2 separate regions of the Homo sapiens genome follow, and region 2 is linked to region 1. A link is a contact called in ENCODE Hi-C data. All regions are on one chromosome and are shown on one strand. The core of a region is the stretch at or near the end of the contact, and the rest is flanking DNA. Distances in the headings are between cores, read along the strand shown. Region 1 has its middle 30 kb from the start of LINC02242. Region 2 has its middle 16 kb from the start of LINC02997.

Evidence for each region. Hi-C counts contacts between places; a loop is a spot of excess contacts on that map. Pooled maps may share reads with other maps.
Region 2: a loop to region 1 is called in a pooled map of gastrocnemius medialis, with 8 times the contacts of the local background. The contact joins two enhancer-like sites. A Hi-C loop is called at or near these places in 2 of 168 maps with a recorded cell type or tissue (left cardiac atrium and right cardiac atrium) and 4 of 50 pooled maps.

Annotation. Positions count from the first base shown.
Region 1 is chr5:67,674,314-67,679,485 of GRCh38, reverse strand. No RefSeq gene overlaps it. Among named protein-coding and RNA genes, the nearest start is that of LINC02242, 30 kb to the right of the region's middle. Within about 2 kb of position 1,710, at least 2 of the 41 ENCODE cell types and tissues checked have a DNase peak (open chromatin) inside an H3K27ac peak, as active enhancers do.
Region 2 is chr5:67,807,289-67,811,828 of GRCh38, reverse strand. No RefSeq gene overlaps it. Among named protein-coding and RNA genes, the nearest start is that of LINC02997, 16 kb to the right of the region's middle. RefSeq lists a silencer at 1,955-2,014. Within about 2 kb of position 3,279, at least 4 of the 41 ENCODE cell types and tissues checked have a DNase peak (open chromatin) inside an H3K27ac peak, as active enhancers do.

The sequences.
Region 1 (5,172 bases), core at 461-2,960:
TTTATATTGAGGGACACATACTCTTTGTGTGGTTTTGTTATAACCCTCCTATAGGAGATGTACTTTACTGAAAACAGCTTGAGACCTATCCATCATTGTTCTCAGGCAGTTTCTGTTCCTCATTATTCAGGATAATTGAGAAGCAGCTGCATTTGTAAAACAAAGTCCACTGGCTGAGCTTCAGCTTCTTGCATCTATCCTACACTGGATGGCATTAGCAAATGGCATTGGTAGCAGATCAATTCTTGTACCCAATAGCCTAATGGCTTAACTGCTTGACACAATAATTTTTATGGTCTGCAGAGATGTCTACACCGGCATGGGGCAAGCATAATGTTGTCTGGACAAGTAGAGCCACTACTCCAGGAGAATATACATATTAGCTGGATTGTTGTTGGAAGAACTGTTTGAAAATTCTTCCAGGAGGGCGTAGGAGGTGGTAATGAATTGCAGGCATAATGTCAGATGGGTCCCCACCGTCCCAGCTTACAAGTCCCATAGTTGGTTACAGATGAAAGTCCACAGAGATAGATAAGGAGATGAAAAATGCTGGCTGCTTGAATCCCTCCTCCTGTGAACTCATTATGTGCATAAAGTGAGAGAATACTTTAATGAGACCCCAGACTTTGGGAGCCACAACCATGTGAGCATTCAGAGTCAAGAAAGACCTGCATCTGAGACCGCACGCATATTGCACAATCTTTTCATTCATTCCCCCCAACCTTCCCAGCCCCAGAAATAGAACATTCTATAGAGAGCACCATTCAGAGATATTGAGCCTACATCCTACAAGAAATCATGCCTCATGACAAGCAGATTCTTAATGTCTGCGATCAGAAGGTGAGTACCTAATCCAAGTCCAGCATTCTCACTTTCTAAGCTTCCATCTATCAAAGTCACTGCCCCTCATATCATTTCCATGTCCCCAGATATTGTTCAGACTCTTCTTGCTGCACTTCTTTCAGCCATTCTCTTTCTTATTCTACTCTGATACTACTCGTTGAGTGGTTATTGGTGACTTGTAACTTTGCTCATTTATCAACGCTATGCCCAAAGCAACAGTAGAAAATTCGTGGGATTTGGAGTGAGGCAGACTTAGATTTTATTTTATTTCTTTTGTCTGTTAGTAGCACAGCTTGAACAAGATGCTTAACTTCTCATCTGTAATCCTTGCAGGGTGGCTGGAAGAATTAACTCATCCCTTCAGTCAGCAAATGTTCATTAAGCATCCTAAAGCAGGAAAAGCATAAAGCGCAGTACCTAGCACACAATAAGTACATAATAAATAGCAATTATGCTTATTTTTTGGAGAAAATTGCAATAGAAATGGAAGTAACATTAATTACCAGTCTGACCTAGATCCCACATCCTTAGTCACTTTATTCAAAGCTCAGTAAATATTGATCCATTGAGTATTGTTCCCCTGACTTTTGCTGGTCCTCTAATTTCTAGTTTATTCTCACTGTATACAGAATTTCTTTCTTGGCTTGGCTCCTCCAGAATTCTCAGGTTATCTCAGCCCTTGTCTTTTCCTCTGGATAATGTAATCATCTACAGGAATTTGAACTCCTTCGCAAGCTACATGTATCAAGTAACACTCACTAGAACAGTTCCTGTGATGAGGTGACACTGCATGGCATTCTGCAAAACCTCCACCTGCCATATGGTGTGGCAAATGTCATGAGGTATTGCTTCCTTCATTCCAGTGCAGCTTGCCAGAAACCTGATGCCACCTCCGCAACACACAACACCAATGGCTTAACTGTACTCAGGCTGTCAAAAGTGACTACTTTGAATGTTCTAACCCCATGGATTCTCTCAAGTCTCCACAATCCAACAGAGCTTGGGTTTCCTGAGTTCATCCCCCTCAGTACAGCTCTCTAGTTTCATTTTAATTGTGTTGGTTTTCACCATCAGTTCTTAGAATTGGTTCTAAGTTAACAAGAGTGTTCCTAGCATAATTACCAAGTGACTGTTTGTTGAGTATTTGTGGTTAATAAGCCCCAGCTAATAATCTCAGAACTTTAAGGAACTTGTCTATAATTGTTTATGAGTGTTTTGACTATTGCATTTTTTTACTTAGAAAAAAACCACTAATTATGATTGCATTTTCTGTTTGGCGTAGAGCTTATTTATGTCATTAAGTGACAGCTTCTACAACATGGGTATCTAGAGGGCCTTGCTTTTCTTTAGCTGAATATATTGCCTAATTTATAACCACATGTATAGCTAATTGGTCAAATTAGTTGTTTTACATAAAAAACCCTCAAACAGCAAGGTTTTAGTTTACTTTTATTAGTGATATCTTTAAGGTTAGCTATTCAGCAACATAATTTATTCTTGACCTCTCCCAGCCTGTATTTATTAATTGCCTCACTGCTATTTTTATATTTGTTTCTAGAGTTGCTAATTCAAATCCCTAAATGAAGTGGTAAGAGAGTGGCATGAAGGAGAGGGCTGAAAAGATGAGCGTATGCCCCACATAGGCCTGGAAGTCCAGTGTTTCTAGGGATTCAGATTGTTCAGAATATTAATAAAATAGATATCTGAGGCCAAAAACTATTGATAAACCAGACTTAATTTATGTGATAGCAGTTTACAACCGCAGATTTACTGTATTAAAGTTTTTGTTTCCATAGTATTCTTTAAATAATAGAGGCCAAGGCACTCTCACATTGAGGTCTATGTAATCAGAGACAGAGTACATTTCATCATGCAAAGAATATTATTTTGTGATTTCAGACATATTTTGGAGTTTTAGAGGTTTATTGGTTGATCTGACAACCTTTTATTGCTTTAGAGAATGTATGAAAGACAGAGAAAGAGAGAGAGAGAGGAGAGAGAGTGAAATGACCCTCTTTAGTTCTATATCCAGGCTTTTCCTTGTTAGTATAATGTATATGCATTTGTAGGACTTGAAGTGTTTCTATATTCGTAATAATCTCTCAGAGACTTTTCTCTCATAGTTATTAAAGCTATGGTGTTTGTATAATTCAGATTTTCCCCATTAATCTTAAGGATCTTGGCAAAAGAAGCATCTTACTAACATTTTGGTTGACAGATCCACAGATTTGTTACTGAGTGCTTGATAATGCTCTCTCCCTCTGGTTGGCATATCATGTTCCCCTGACTTTCACAGAATGTTAAAATGTTACTAGAATCTAAATTCCCCATTTTCTTAATCATCTGTTTCCTTACAATTTTCTGGTATGCTCTTATTATTATTTTTTTTCTGTGTGCCCATCCTGCGGGGAAGAAAGAAGTCATGGCCATTGTGGGTTAGCCCTAGTCTCTACTGGGTACCTAGACAGGGAACCTGACAGAATCTTAGTAGGCTCACATAGAGATAAATGCTTCTGGAGGGAGGAGACTCAAAGGAGAAAAAAGTGAAAGGAAAAAAAAATTTCATCCTTTTAAAAACTTTATGATATCTTTGACAAGTATGATTGAAACTTCTGTTGGAGAACAACTAGGGGACCATGTGCTTACCTGAAAAAGCTCTAGCCCTTCCTAGTAGCCTTTACTATCAGCGCCTGAAGACCACATATTTAATGTTCAAAAGCATACTTCCCTTTTCAACAGTGTGTGCTAATTCTTAGATAGATCAGAAGAAATATGATCTGTTACTTAGCAGAGATTTTGCTTATTTTACCCCAGCAGGATATTTTCTTACTCTGGTAAATTTCAGGTTCCCTGTATTCAGCCTATTTTTTCAATAAATTGGTTTTAAAATTCAACAGAAGACTAAATTTCTGGAGCATTCATTGAGATCGTTGGAATCATGATGTGGTAGATACTGTCACATACTACTCAGATGGCTCCTTTAGGGCCGAAGTGCTCATTTCCTCCTCTAACAGGACTGTGGGCTGCTGAGGACTCACAGTTGAGCCTTTACCCCATAATTGCCCGCAGACAAAGGGAGCTGCCTTACTCAAGTTTACACAAATTTTCTGGAGGCAACTTGTGTCCAATGACTGGTTCAAGTGGCCTTCTTGCCTCAAGTTGGTACACCACTAAAGCACCATCACAGTGCCATAGACCCCAGTGAGGTCAGTTAAGAACTCTGCTGCCACCACATTGTAACTCAATTTCTCCTTCTCACAGCCTTGCTTCACTCATTTCTCCTGCAAATTTCTTGCAAAAAAAATCTCTACTTCAGGGTCTGTTTTCTGGGAAATCTACAAAAAGAGTTGATACTGGCAGTAGCACTAGGAAGCAGACTCTAAATTGGAATTTTATTTGAATAAAGAACTTGATTACCTGCCCGTCAGCTGCTAATGAAGACCCTGTCACTAGTGGTAGGTACTAATAGCCCCCAGTGTGCTGGAGTAGAATTATTAATGCTATTATTATCAGTGGTGAACCAAAATGAGATACCAGCTAAAACAAATGCACTTATTGGTGTAATGTCTCAGGAGAGTTTGAGAAGTATGGAGGAAGTAGTATTTATAAAGATTATGCATTTGGATGGCTGCTCTGGTGCTACTTTATATTGGGAAAAGACAGCACAATACGAGGAAGATACTCCTCGACCTAAGATAAACATGAAGGTTAGAGGGTCTTACTGGCAACAGAAGGAGGCTCATCTCCAGCAACTGAAAGGCAGAAAAATCTGAGAACCAGACTCTTCCTTAATTATAAGAGTATCAGAGCTTCAGAGAAAGTTGAATTCTCAACCTCAAGCACTTTACTTCACAACAATCAATTTCCAAACTTGTTCCTATATCTCATTGATGAAAAGGTATGCCATGGTGCAATAAGAAAAGACCCTCCAGCACCACAGCAAGTGTGTATAGGAATAAGCCCCTAATTAGAAAAAACAACATCCACTTTCCTTGGTAACCACTGGAGAAACAGGAATAACCAAAGGTTTTGAGGACTGTTTGGCAAAGGTTCTGTATTAACATTGACAGCTGAGGACTTAAAAAATTATCATATGCCCTGGTAGAGTAGTGGTATCTGAGGGCTAGGTAATAAATAGAGTCATGTTGAGTATGTCACAGAGGGTTCAGTTGGTGGTCATTTCCCCATTCAGCAAATGTGTATTTTGGAGGGACATGCTTAGTAGTTGGCAGAAAACCTACATTGGTTTCTTGACCTGAGGTGAAGTAGCTATTATAATGCAGAATGCAAAGTAGTTTATGAAGCTGCCCCTCCCTCTATTCAAGAGAG
Region 2 (4,540 bases), core at 2,030-4,529, 130 kb before region 1:
AGGAAGAAAGAAGGGGAGGGGAGGGGAGGAAGAAAGAAAGAGAAAGAAAGAAAGAAAGAAAGAAAGAAAGAAAGAGAAAGAAAAGAAAGAAAGAAAAGAAAAGAAAAAAAAGAAAGATTCCTGAAGGAGTTGGTGCCTGATGCAAGTTGTGAAGGTTAAGTGGGAATTTGCCTGGAAAATGAAAAAAGGGAAACTCCAGGTAGAGGATACAGTATGAATATGAGCAAAAACCCTGGCCTGTAGTTTGTGGAAACTGAGAAATAGTGTTGCTAGAGCACAAGAGGCAAGTGTAATGAACAAGGCTGAAAAATATACAGGAGGCAGATGATTGCTTCGTCTTCACCCAACAAGAGCTTTTTCTGAATTCCAAAAGTACTTCATACATAACACTTATGACACGACATCCTTATTATGTTCTTTGACATCACTGTGGGATGCAAGGGCAGGGTCTGATTGTTACTCACCTTTGTGTCCTCAGCTCCTGACATTATCATTGATATAAATGGCAGGCAGCTGAGAAGGAAGAGGATTAATTAACAGTCTTGCTGACTATTCCTTAAGCAAGAATAGGTGACACCTAGCATAAAGATATAACATAGTCCAAATTTATGCTGACAAAAACTGTAGTGGTAGAGGAGAAAAAGGATCTCTAACACTCCTTTCCTCTCCCCAGGCCAGTGTGGGACGTATTTTGGTGTCCTCTCTTTCCTTACATCAAAGTAACAAAACTAAAGTTGCTAAAGGTATCAAATCCAGAATAGAGGTTCTAGCTGATCCTTGCATAATCCTGGTGCCTGTAGTGATAAATTAACACATATTAGTGTTGTTTTTAAAAAACCATCCTATACTGAGCAGAATAATAGTAGAGAAGAAGCCTGAAAATGGCTTATTTTTACTTCCAAGAAAAGTAGAAACAAACACAAGTAACTTATGACTGAGTCCTTAGGAAGAAAGATAAAATGAAGCTTTATTTGTAATATGCACCTTGAAATTAAGGTAGCAAATATCCCAGACCTTTATAAGATGTTTTTTCCCTCCTCTAATTATTACAAAAAATACTAATATGTGTTCAGTATAAAGTATTAGGATGAAAGAAAAATTATGAAAAGTCTCACTAACCAGAGATAAACAGTTAATATTCTGTGCATATTCTTCCAGATAGTTTTAAATACAAACATAAACACACATATGCACACACGTGTTTTATAATAGAGGTTATGTTACACATGCTATTAAATAACCTGACTTTCTACCTTATTGTGTCAGAGATATTTTATAAATAGTTACTTTTAAAGTTCGCATAGGATATAGTCCACATATGTATACTCCATGATTTACTTATCAGTCGTTCAACCAACAAATTTTGATTGAGTCTTACTTCACGCCAACAGCTTTTCTAGATACTGAGGCTATACCAGTGTACAGAATGGAGACCCTGTCATCAGGTTATTTACTTTTAACTTGGCAACAGAGGAACAGAAAATGAACTCATAAATAAGTAAAATAAATTCAGGCATTAGTGAGCCTATAGAGGAGATAAAAGACAGTGATGTGCTAAAGAGTCATGAGAGTCACTTCAATTTCTGGTAAGATGGCAGACTAAATAGTCTCAAAATAAGCTCTTTTGTACTATCCCAACATACAATTCAGAAAGAATAGAGAGTTTTTTTGAATGCACAGCCAAACTAGCAAGAAAGTAAGGAAAATCCTAAAAATCAAAAGATAAAAACTAAACAATTATTTAGAATAATACTTCACACTGAATCTCGCTGAGGCCATCTACCAATATGGAATTGTAATGGCAACACCCAGGAGAGGAGGCGAAGATGGAGCAGAAGATGGAGCCTGTGTAAGGAGAAGCGTGAGAAGGGGAAAGTCCCATAAATTCAGGGCCCTGAAGTGCTACCCTCTCAGTGAAACTGCCTTTAAGGAGATGACGAGAGAACTGTTTCTTTGTTTTAAATCTAGGAGGAAGAAAAAAATAATTGTCTCTCTCGAGAATTCATCACCACAGCCCTGCCCTTGTGTGGGTTTGAGGTTTAAATTTATAACACCTGCATGAGCTGGGAAACCCTAAACCGAGAAATTAACACAGTAGTCCCAGTCTGGCAGTGCCTGGGCACCTGGCCAAAGCCAAAGAAAATCCTCTGCTGAGTCTGAACTGAGGGCCTTCTGAATTCCAACAGGTTTTACTTGCTCAAGTAGCTCAAACGTATTGAAAGTCATATAAGAAACATGCCACCATGATTGAGATTCAAAGAATGTTGACAGTTTTAAATGCTCATAGAATAAATGGAGAAACATCAATAATTAAAGACCTAAGTATACAACTTAATAAGTCAGGGGAAGAAGACAGAAAGAAGAAAGAAAGGAAATAAACCATAGAAATAAGTAAAAACAAGGATATAATAAAGAGAATTCAAACATATCAGAAAGTGGGTCATTGTAAGGCCTAGTTAAATAGACAAACCTTGGCAGGAATGATCAACAAAAATGGAGAGAAGGTGCGAAGAATATTAGAAAGTGAAAGGGGTACAAGACTGATATCGTAGAGAATAAGAAGAAGTTAATGTCACAGAATGAATTTATGACAGTAAATTTGAAAACGGATAAAATGGACAATTTTCTATAAAACCAAAACATAAAATTGATTGTAGAAGAAGTAGAAAACCTGAAAATGTCTATTACTATTCCAGAAATTGGATCACAATGTAAAAATCCACCCACTGAGCATACAATGAGAAAGTGCCGTGGGTAGCGGATAGGAGAAGGGTACCCTCATCTAGGCTCAAAGCCTTCCTTAACTGGTACATTTCAGCTGAAACCTGAGTGGTGAGAAGAAGTGAGCTATGCAAAGGTCTGGAGAACAAAATTCCAAATGTAAGGAAAATCAAATGCAAAGCCATCTGAGGCAGTGAGAGAAACAAAAAAGGCAGAGAGAAACGAACAGAAATAAAAGTTAAATGAAATAAAAAAAATAAAATTCTTACACTTGTAAATTCCTAAACAGCTAACATTTATTAAGTTCAAATCTGTGCAAATCATAGAGCTCTGAGTTTTATATACATGATTCCCCGTCCTCAAACATCTTTGCAAGGTAGGTTCTATTCCCATTTTGTAGAAGGGGTAGCTGAGGCTTAGTGCGGTTAAATAAAGTGGCCCACAGACACAGAGCTACTGAGTAGCAGATCCAGGACTCAAACTGGTCTGATATGTAAGCCTGAAGTTTGAACCACTTGTGCTGTGCCTGAGGAGAAAGTGCCAAAAATAAATGCCAAAGGCTGGGGCGAAGGCTTTCATGTGTGGTCACTGGTTCAGCAGCATCATCATCTCTTGGGACTTTGATAAACATGCAACTTCTCAGATTCTCAGGCCTCATCCCAGACTTGAATCAGAAACTCTGGGGGGTTGTGTCCAGTAATCTGTGTTTGTTAAAACACAGTTTTAACAAACCCCTTAGGTGATAACCTCTAGTATAGAGCAACTAGAAAGGTAGAATGTGGTGATGACAATGACACGGACCTAAGAGTTAGACAAACTGGACCCCTGGTTTGAGTCCAGCTCTGCCACTTCCTTATATACGATCTTATACATCACTTAAAATTTCTTAGCCTTGAGTCTCTTATCCATAAAATGGAGATAATTATAGTATGTACATTCAGGTTTTTGTGAGAATTAAGTAAAAACAAATGTAAATATTAGTAAATCAATGCCCTGGCACATTAAGTGTTCAATACATATTTGCTGGTATTCCTCTCTCTCATGCCTGGAGTCTGTCTTCCCTTAGCCTTTCCACAGGTACTCTGCATCCTCACTTTGCACTGGGGAAGAGGAATTAGAAAGATGGAACTATCTGGAGTCTTTAAGTCCAGGTGAAAGATGACAGTATAATATAGTAACTATACTAGAGCAATAGAAGTGGAAAAACAGAGAAGGGGAGGTCTCAAGAGTGGTGTCTAAGGAAGCATGGTTGGAGCTTGGTGCCTGATCAGATGTGGGGAAGAGCAAAACAAAGAGAGATGACTCTGGGCCTCTAGTTTGGCTGACAAGTGAACTGTGGTTCCAGTGAGAAAATAAATTTAGCTGCAAGAACAGGCTTGGGGTTATGATAATGTGTTCATATTTATATTTAGACAAGTGAGTGTGAAGGTGTGTGGGTGGCAGACAGAAAGAGAGAGAGAGAGACTGGAACTATAATATCAGTTGACAACCTGATCTTCCTTGTAATGGAAATTGCCACCTTCTTTCTGTGGGTACCAATGTGTTGTTGGAGAAGGGTGCTACTTGCCAGCCAGCAGGCCCTGCTGGTCATGCCACATTCTGTCGATACCCAGCAATCATGGCTAGGGCTAAGCACAGCCTTAACACAAGGAAGTGTCATTCAGGAGACAGACTGTGGGAAGGGAATGAAGCCATCACTAATGAATAGGCTAATAGGACTTGATGAGCAGTGAAAATCAATGAGGTACAAACTGCCTGCCTTAAAAAATGAGCAAGGTAAAAATGGAAGAATGCCAAACCACAGTTTTATCTCCAGTCT